Linked DNA regions of Homo sapiens: region 2 is linked to region 1. A link is an interaction called in ENCODE POLR2A ChIA-PET data of the cell type or tissue named here. Cell type or tissue: HepG2. All regions are shown on one strand.

Region 1 (5,000 bases):
CCATTGTTTTATTTTGAAAAAGCAAGCAAAAGTTTGTGCACACATTCACTCTCTTTTATATAAAAGGCAGCATGTTATCTATACTATCTCTTACTTGAAAGATAGCATACTATATAGATTATTCTATACCTTGTTTTGACATCTTTATACTTTTATACAGTTGCATAATTTTTATTGGGTGGATGTACCATAGTTTTTTCAACCACATCCCTTTTGGTGGACATATGGCTTATTTTTGATTTTTTTTTTTGTTGTTGTTCTCATAAATTATGTTGTAATTTGGCTGGGCATGGTGGCTCATGCCTGTAATCCCAGCACTTTGAGAGGCCGAGGTGGGCGGATCACCTGAGGTCAAGAGTTCGAGACCAGCCTGGCAAACATGGTGAAACCCTGTCTCTACTAAAAATACAAAAAATTAGCCAGGCATGGTGGTGGGTGCCTGTAGTCCCAGCTACTAGGGAGGCTGAGGCATGAGAATCGCTTGAACCTGGGAGGTGGAGGTTGCAGTGAGCCAAGATCACGCCACTGCACTCCAGCCTGGGTAACAGAGTGAGACCCTGTCTCAAAAAAATAAATAAATAATGTGGCCAGGCACGGTGGCTCACACCTGTAATCCCAGCACTTTGGGAGGCTGAGGTGGGCAGATCACTTGAGGTCAGGAGTATGAGACCAGCCTGACCAACATGGAGAAACCCTGTCTCTACTAAAAATACAGAATTAGCTGGGCATGGTGGTGCAGGCCTGTAATCCCAGCTGCTTGGAAGGCTGAGGCAGGAGAATCACTTGAACCTGGGAGGCGGAGGTTGCGGTGAGCTGAGATCGCACCATTGCACTCCAGCCTGGGCTACAAGAGTGAAATTCCATCTCAAAAAATAAATAAATAAATAAATAAATAAATAAATAAATAAATAAGTAAATAAATTATGCTGTAATTAATAACCTTTTATATGTATCATTTTATAGTTATGGATGCTTATATTAAAGGGGATCTCAGAGTTATTTTTATTGAGACTCATGATCTTTAGGAAAATATTTTCTTGCCAATTAGAGGGACGTGTATCTGCAGGCATCAGATGTTTTTAATGTATATTATTGAGTGGTAATCATTTTTTAAAGATATAATTTATGGGGCTGGGCACGGTGGCTAATGTCTGTAATGCCAACACTGTGAGAGGCTTAGGTGGGCAGATCACTTGAAGTCAGGAGTTCGAGACCAGCCTGGCCAGCATGGTGAAACCCCATCTCTACTAAGAATACAAAGATTAGCCTTGTGTGGTGGTACATGCCTGTATTCCCAGCTACTTGGGAGGCTGGGGTCAGAGGATTGCTTGAACCTGGGAGGCGGAGATTGTGGTAAGCTGAGATTGTGCCACTGCACTCCAGCCTAGGCAACACAGCGATAATATGTCTAAAAAAAAAAAAAAAAAAAAGATAAAATTTATGCCTTTTTTTTTTTTTTTTTTTTTGAGACGGAGTCTCGCTCTTTCGCCCAGGCCAGAGTGCAGTGGCGCTATCTCGGCTCACTGCAAGCTCTGCCTCCCAGGTTCACGCCATTCTCCTGCCTCAGCCTCCCAAGTAGCTGGGACTACAGACGCCTGCCACCGTGCCTAGCTAATTTTTTGTATTTTTAGTAGAGACGGGGTTTCACTGTGTTAGCCAGGATGGTCTCGATCTCCTGACCTCGTGATCCGCCCGCCTCAGCCTCCCAAAGTGCTGGGATTACAGGCGTAAGCCACCGTGCCCGGCCTTCTTTTTTTTTTTTTGAGACAGAGTCTCTGTCACCTAGGCTGGAGTATGGTGGCGCCACCTCGGTTCACTGCAGCCTCCGCCTCCTGGGTTCAAGTGATTCTCCTGCCTAAGCCTCTCGAGTAGCTGAGACTACAGGTGCGTGCCACCGTGCCTGGCTAATTTTTTGGTAGGGACGGGGTTTCACCGTGTTAGCCAGGATGGTCTGGAAATCCTGACCTCATGATCCACCCGCCTTGGCCTCCCAAAGTGCTGGGATTGCAGGCATGAGCCACTGCGCCCGGCCATTTTATGCCTTCTACATGTCTTCACTCTGGTACTGTTGTCTCATCCACTCCTGAATTTTAAAGCCTGCTTTGGTGCTTTCTCTGATGCAGAATGTCTTTTTATTTGTATCTTCTTCTGAGATGGAGTTTCGCTGTTGCATCCCAAGCTAGAGTGCAATGGCACGATCTCGGCTTACTGCAATCTCTACCTCCCAGGTTCAAGCGATTTTCCTGCCTCAGCCTCCCGAGTAACTGGGATTACAGGTGCCCGCCTGCCATCACACCCGGCTAATTTTTTTATTTTTGGTAGAAACAGGGTTTTGCCATGTTGGCCAGGCTGGTCTCGAACTCCTGATCTCAGTTGATCCACCCACCTTGGCCTCCCAAAGTGCTGGGATTACGGGCATGAACTACCGTGCCCAGCCAGAATGCCTTATTATTTTTTTTATGAGTATCATTGAATAAATACTTTTTTTAAGTTATTATTTTCTTTTTAGAGATAGGGTCTTGCTACGTTAGCCAGGCTGGTCTCAAACTTCTGGCCTCAAGCAGTCCTCCCACCTTGGCCCCCCAACGTGCTGGAATTATAGGCATGAATAAATAAACTTCAGTGCTCATAAAGTTAGGTGTTAAGTGCTTTATCTTCTGAGATAGTATTTATCTTCATTTTACCTTTTCTTTTTTTTTTTGAGACAGAGTCTTGTTCTGTCACCCAGGCTGGAGTGCAGTGGCGTGATCTTGGTTCACTGAAACCTTTGCCTCCTGGGTTCAAACGATTCTTATGCCTCAGCCTCCCAAGTAGCTGGGATTACAGGAGAGTGTCACCACGTCTGTCTAATTTTTGTGTTCTTAATAGAGGTGAGGTTTCTCACCGTGTTGGCCAGGCTGGTTTCAAACTCCTGACTTCGAGTGATCCGCCTGCCTCAGCCTCCCAAAGTGCCTGGCCATTTATCTTCATTTTAAAGATGAGAAGACTGAGACTCAGAAAAGTCAAGTAACTTATAGAGCATAGGAACATAAGTCATAGAGCAGATAAATGGAGCCAGAGCCCAAATTTCTGTACTCAAAGCTTGTATACCTCATTCTTAGTTATACCAAATATATTTTGTAATCGTAGTTATTATTCTTTGTTTCTCTGAAAATTTTTACATTTTTTGAGTCACAGTGTTTTTCCCCCTTTTTTTCTGATTGTTGAAACAGTTGGGATATTATTCATAACAGAAAGAACTAAGGTTTCATTGAGATGGTCTTTGGATTAGTTTGTTGACCTTGATATTGGTGACTTGGGAATGGGTGATACCTTAGCTGAGCAGGTGATTTATCAGCAATCTGATAAGACAATCTCTGCTTTAAATGCTTTCTGGGGGCCTGGGTGTGGTGGCTCACTCCTGTAATCCCAGCACTTTGGGAAGCTAAGGTGGGAGGGATCGCTTGAGTCTGGGCGTTTGAGACCAGCCTGGGTAACATAGTGAGACCCTATCTCTACAAAAAAAAAAAAAAAAAAAAATTAGCTCGGTGTGATGGTGCATGCCTTGGTCCCAGCTACTTGGGAGGCTGAGGTGAAGGATTGCTTGAGCTTGGAAGGTAGAGGCTGCAGTGAGTTTTGATCGTGCCACTGCCTTCCAACCTGAGTGATGGAGTGAGACTCTGTCTCAGGAAACGAAACAAAACAAATGCTTTCTGGGATTTTCCTCATCTCTTTCTTGGCCCGGGTCAGATTTGTTTCAACTCTTAAGATTGTGAGAGTAATAGCTCTGCTCCTCCGACCTCTAGTGAAGGTGTTGGAATTGGTCATGCTACTACCTCTTGATTGTAAGAATTGGAAGTTTCCGTTTTCTCCTGTTCCATGGTAGACACAGACAGCATGGATGCTGGGTAATGATGGTTATAGTTAACATTAGAATCCCTGATGAAAAGGCTGAAAGAATTGAGAAGAACGAAAAACAATGAGCATGGAGTCAGGGAATCAGGTCAAGATAGACTATGTGGAGAGGCAGTAAAATATGGGGGTTTAAAATATGGACTGACTTCAACTGTCTGGGTTTGAGTCCTGGCTCCACCATGTGATAGATTGGACCTTGAGAAATTGCCTTTTTTTGGGTCTCTTTTTTTTTTTTTGAGACCGAGTCTTGCTCTGTCGTCTGGTCTGGAGTGCAGTGGCGTGATCTTGGCTCACTGCAAGCTCTGCCTCCTGGGTTCATGCCATTCTCCTGCCTCAGCCTCCCGAGTAGCTGGGACTACAGGTGCCCGCCACCACGCCTGGCTAATTTTTTGTATTTTTAGTAGAGACGGGGTTTCACCGTGTTAGCCAGGATGGTCTCGATCTCCTAACCTCGTGATTCACCCACCTCGGCCTCCCAAAGTGCTGGGATAACAGGCGTGAGCCACCACGCCCAGTCTTGGGTCTCATTATATAGGGATAAAAAGGCCTATCTCATTGTGTGGTTATGAGGATTAAATGAAGTAATGCTTATAAAGTACTTGACCCATAGTGACTGTCTAATTAAAGTGTTAGTTATTATCAATGTGAAGCCTGACTGAGAAAATTCCTTGGAGTATCTAGATTATATGTACATGGCATTTGTTATAGTGTTAATATATTTCCTCAATGTTAAAATGTACTTTAAAAATGTTTTAATATTATTGCAATAAAAATGCTTATTTAAGCCAATGAGTATATTTAATGTGGCAGACAGTGTTTCTTTCCTAAATAATTGTTATTCCCTCAATTGAGAAAATAAGGTATTGTGTGTGGCTTAATATATTTAATATATGATTTACATCATGTGCGTTGACATTAGGTGGCTAGCTCACTCAGTACAAAGAGCTAGTAACTCACTATTAACTGTAGTGATTAGGGTTTTTTTTATTATAGTGATTAGTTTTTGAATTATATATTTGGCTATAAAATAGCAATTATAAAATAGAGAATGCTTTGATTGATAATGTAAAGATTTGCACAAAAAATAGAAGGCATGTCTTCTTAGT
Region 2 (5,000 bases), 120 kb after region 1:
CCTTGCATCCCAGGGATGAAGCCCACTTGATCATGGTGGATAAGCTTTTTGATGTGCTGCTGGATTCGTTTTGCCAGTATTTTATTGAGGATTTTTGCATCAATGTTCATCAAGGATATTGTTCTAAAATTCTCTTTTTTTGTTGTGTCTCTGCCTGGCTTTGGTATCAGAATGATGCTGGCCTCATAAAATGAGTTAGGGAGGATTCCCTCTTTTTCTATTGATTGGAATATTTTCAGAAGGAATGGTACCAGTTCCTCCTTGTACCTCTGGTAGAATTCGGCTGTGAATCCATCTGGTCCTGGACTCTTTTTGGTTGGTAAGCTATTGATTATTGCCACAATTTCAGATCCTGTTATTGGTCTATTCAGAGATTCAATTTCTTCCTGGTTTAGTCTTGGGAGAGTGTATGTGTCGAGGAATTTATCCATTTCTTCTAGATTTTCTAGTTTATTTGCGTAGAGGTGTTTATAGTATTCTCTGATGGTAGTTTGTATTTCTGTGGGATCGGTGGTGATATCCCCTTTATCATTTTTTATTGCATCTATTTGATTTTTCTCTCTTTTTTTCTTTATTAGTCTTGCTAGCAGTCTATCAATTTTGTTGATCCTTTCAAAAAACCAGCTCCTGGATTCATTGATTTTTTGAAGGGTTTTTTGTGTCTCTATTTCCTTCAGTTCTGCTCTGATTTTAGTTATTTCTTGCCTTCTGCTAGCTTTGGAATGTGTTTGCTCTTGCTTTTCTAGTTCTTTTAATTGTGATGTTAGGGTGTAAATTTTGGATCTTTCCTGCTTTCTCTTGTGGGCATTTAGTGCTATAAATTTCCCTCTACACACTGCTTTGAATGTGTCCCAGAGATTCTGGTATGTTGTGTCTTTGTTCTCGTTGGTTTCAAAGAACATCTTTATTTCTGCCTTCATTTCGTTATGTGCCCAGTAGTCATTCAGGAGCAGGTTGTTCAGTTTCCATGTAGTTGAGCGGCTTTGAGTGAGATTCTTAATCCTGAGTTCTAGTTTGATTGCACTGTGGTCTGAGAGATAGTTTGTTATAATTTCTGTTCTTTTCCATTTGCTGAGGAGTGCTTTACTTCCAAGTATGTGGTCAATTTTGGAATAGGTGTGGTGTGGTGCTGAAAAAAATGTATATTCTGTTGATTTGGGGTGGAGAGTTCTGTAGATGTCTATTAGGTCCCCTTGGTGCAGAGCTGAGTTCAATTCCTGGGTATCCTTGTTGACTTTCTGTCTCGTTGATCTGTCTAATGTTGACAGTGGGGTGTTAAAGTCTCCCATTATTAATGTGTGGGAGTCTAAGTCTCTTTGTAGATCACTCAGGACTTGCTTTATGAATCTTGGTGCTCCTGTATTGGGTGCATATATATTTAGGATAGTTAGCTCTTCTTGTTGAATTGATCCCTTTACCATTATGTAATGGCCTTCTTGTCTCTTTTGATCTTTGTTGGTTTAAAGTCTGTTTTATCAGAGACTAGGATTGCAACCCCTGCCTTTTTTTGTTTTCCATTTGCTTGGTAGATCTTCCTCCATCCTTTTATTTTGAGCCTATGTGTGTCTCTGCACGTGAGATGGGTATCCTGAATACAGGACACTGTTGGGTCTTGACTCTTTATCCAATTTGCCAGTCTGTGTCTTTTAATTGGAGCATTTAGTCCATTTACATTTAAAGTTAATATTGTTATGTGTGAATTTGATCCTGTCATTATGATGTTAGCTGGTTATTTTGCTCGTTAGTTGATGCAGTTTCTTCCTAGTCTCGATGGTCTTTACATTTTGGCATGATTTTGCAGCGGCTGGTACTGGTTGTTCCTTTCCATGTTTAGCGCTTCCTTCAGGAGCTCTTTTAGGGCAGGCCTGGTGGTGACAAAATCTCTCAGCATTTGCTTGTCTGTAAAGTATTTTATTTCTCCTTCGCTTATGAAGTTTAGTTTGGCTGGATATGAAATTCTGGGTTGAAAATTCTTTTCTTTAAGAATGTTGAATATTGGCCCCCACTCTCTTCTGGCTTGTAGAGTTTCTGCCGAGAGATCAGCTGTTAGTCTGATGGGCTTCCCTTTGAGGGTAACCCGACCTTTCTCTCTGGCTGCCCTTAACATTTTTTCCTTCATTTCAACTTTGGTGAATCTGACAATTATGTGTCTTGGAGTTGCTCTTCTCGAGGAATATCTTTGTGGCGTTCTCTGTATTTCCTGAATCTGAACGTTGGCCTGCCTTGCTAGATTGGGGAAGTTCTCCTGGATAATATCCTGCAGAATGTTTTCCAACTTGGTTCCATTCTCCCCATCACTTTCAGGTACACCAATGAGACGTAGATTTGGTCTTTTCACATAGTCCCATATTTCTTGGAGGCTTTGCTCATTTCTTTTTATTCTTTTTTCTCTAAACTTCCCTTCTCGCTTCATTTCATTCGTTTCATCTTCCTTTGCTGATATCCTTTCTTCCAGTTGATTGCATTGGCTCCTGAGGCTTCTGCATTCTTCACGTAGTTCTCCAGCCTTGGTTTTCAGCTCCATCACCTCCTTTAAGCACTTCTCTGTATTGGTTATTCTAGTTATACATTCTTCTAAATTTTTTTCAAAGTTTTCAACTTCTTTCCCTTTGGTTTGAATGTCCTCCCGTAGCTCAGAGTAATTTGATCGTCTGAAGCCTTCTTCTCTCAGCTCCTTAAAGTCATTCTCCGTCCAGCTTTGTTCCGTTGCTGGTAAGGAACTGCGTTCCTTTGGAGGAGGAGAGGCGCTCTGCTTTTTAGAGTTTCCAGTTTTTCTGTTCTGTTTTTTCCCCATCTTTGTGGTTTTATCTACTTTTGGTCTTTGATGATGGTGATGTACAGATGGGTTTTTGGTGTGGATGTCCTTTCTGTTTGTTAGTTTTCCTTCTAACAGACAGGACCCTCAGCTGCAGGTCTGTTGGAATACCTTGCCGTGTGAGGTGTCAGTGTGCCCCTGCTGGGGGGTGCCTCCCAGTTAGGCTGCTCGGGGGTCAGGGGTCAGGGACCCACTCGAGGAGGCAGTCTGCCCGTTCTCCGATCTCCAGCTGCGTGCTGGGAGAACCACTGCTCTCTTCAAAGCTGTCAGACAGGGACATTTAAGTCTGCAGAGGTTACTGCTGTCTTTTTGTTTGTCTGTGCCCTGCCCCCAGAGGTGGAGCCTACAGAGGCAGGCAGGCCTCCTTGAGCTGTGGTGGGCTCCACCCAGTTCGAGCTTCCCGGCTGCTTTGTTTACCTAATCAAGCCTGGGCAATGGCGGGCGCCCCTCCCCCAGCCTCGCTGCCGCCTTGCAGTTTGATCTCAGACTGCTGTGCTAGCAATCAGCGAGACTCCGTGGGCGTAGGACCCTCCGAGCCAGGTGTGGGATATAATCTCGTGGTGCGCCGTTTTTTAAGCCCGTCGGAAAAGCGCAGTATTCGGGTGGGGTGACCTGATTTTCCAGGTGCCCTCAGTCACCCCTTTCTTTGACTCGGAAAGGGAACTCCCTGACCCCTTGCGCTTCCCAAGTGAGGCAATGCCTCGCCCTGCTTCGGCTCGCACACGGTGTGCGCACCCACTGACCTGCGCCCACTGTCTGGCACTCCCTAGTGAGATGAACTGGGTACCTCAGATGGAAATGCAGAAATCACCCGTCTTCTGCGTCGCTCACGCTGGGAGCTGTAGACCGGAGCTGTTCCTATTCGGCCATCTTGGCTCCTCCTGCTTCTTTCCTTGATATGATGTTCAAACCAGGTACTGTGACTACTCACCTGATTTTAGGTTCTTATGAAGGTGCTTTCTTGGGTGGATCGTTGTTCAATTTGGTGTTCTTGCAGGGGGGATGATTGCTGGAGGGTTCTTTTCAGCCATATTGCTCCGCCTCCTTGCCTGAATTTCTGTTTCTTTTTAATGATTTCTATCTCTTTGGTAAATTTCCCATTTATTTCCTGAATTGTTTTTCTGATTTGTTTGTATTGTTTTTCTGTGTTCTGTTGTATCTTACTGAACTTCTTCAGCATCAATATTTTCACTTTTTTTCTGTGATCTCATAAATTTCTTTTTGCTTGGAATATGTTATTGGAGAATTACTGTTTTTCCTGGAGGTGTCGTATTTCTTTGCTTTTCATGTTTCTGTGTCCTTACACTGATATCTGTGCATCTGGTGTAACAGTCACTTCTTCCAGTATTTTGTATTTGCTTTTATAGGAGAGGACTTATTCCTGAAGATGTATCTATGGTGTTGATTGGGTAGGGCACTTGTGCTTTGATTCTGGGTGCGTGCAGTAGTGTAGTCTCTGTATTATTTCTTTGGCTATAAACAGCAACAGTGATGTCTGTGATTTCCTCACTCGTTTTAGGGTGCAGTTGTTAGTGGAGTCTGTGGTGAAATTTTGCTGAGGACAAGAGCACCATGTAGTCCTGTCCTTGGGCCCCAGTGGTGGCAGCAGCAGGCAGAATGTGCCTGTCCTTAGGCCCCAGGGCAGCGTATGCTGGCACTGGCGTTAGCAGGTCCAGGCTGGCCGATTCTTGGGCCTCCAGGCAGCTTACTCAGCTGCTGGTTGTGGCAATAGTGGACAAGTTCTTCAGGTCCTTGTGGAGTGAGTGTGGTGTGGGCAATGGCAGTAGTAGTGCTGAGACAACCTTCTGACTCCCAAGCAGTCCTTGCTGGAGTTGGTGGTGGCTGTGATGGGCTGGGTAGGCTGGTCACCAGGCCCATAGGTGGCACATGCTGGTGGATTCCTGCTATGGTGGTAGTGGCAGGCTGAGTGAGCCTGACCTCAGGACCCTAGGAGGCTCAAGTGCCAAAACTGGTAGACTAGTCTGAGTGGTCCCCAGGCCCCTGGATGGTATGTTTAGGCATTGGTGGGTGGCAGAGCTGGGATGGGTGGACCTATCCTCAGGCCCCCTCGTGGTGCATGCAGGGACTAACTATAATAGGCAGAAATAGGGTGATTCCCAGGTCCTAAGTGAATGTTCAGGCGGGGGTGTCAGCAGCCCTGCTACTAGGGAGGGTGGGGTTGCTT

What was found. Peaks named below come from ENCODE experiments on the same cell type or tissue, not always from the same donor. Only the 100,000 strongest peaks of a DNase experiment are listed, where the experiment ranks them.
Region 2: POLR2A ChIA-PET joins it to region 1 with 7 read pairs; 2 of 35 experiments call an interaction of 5 or more read pairs at or near these places.

The regions. Positions count from the first base shown.
Region 1 is chr15:50,918,666-50,923,665 of GRCh38, forward strand. All of the region lies in intron 3 of AP4E1 (adaptor related protein complex 4 subunit epsilon 1), which reads left to right. Among named protein-coding and RNA genes, the nearest start is that of AP4E1, 12 kb to the left of the region's middle. In HepG2, no CTCF peak of the experiment used is centred here; no DNase peak of the experiment used is centred here.
Region 2 is chr15:51,033,953-51,038,952 of GRCh38, forward strand. It overlaps MIR4713HG (MIR4713 host gene), which reads left to right and starts at 3,536. Exons shown (of 3, transcript NR_146310.1): 1 at 3,536-3,729. In HepG2, a CTCF peak has its summit at 4,810; no DNase peak of the experiment used is centred here; H3K4me3 peaks cover 1,232 bases.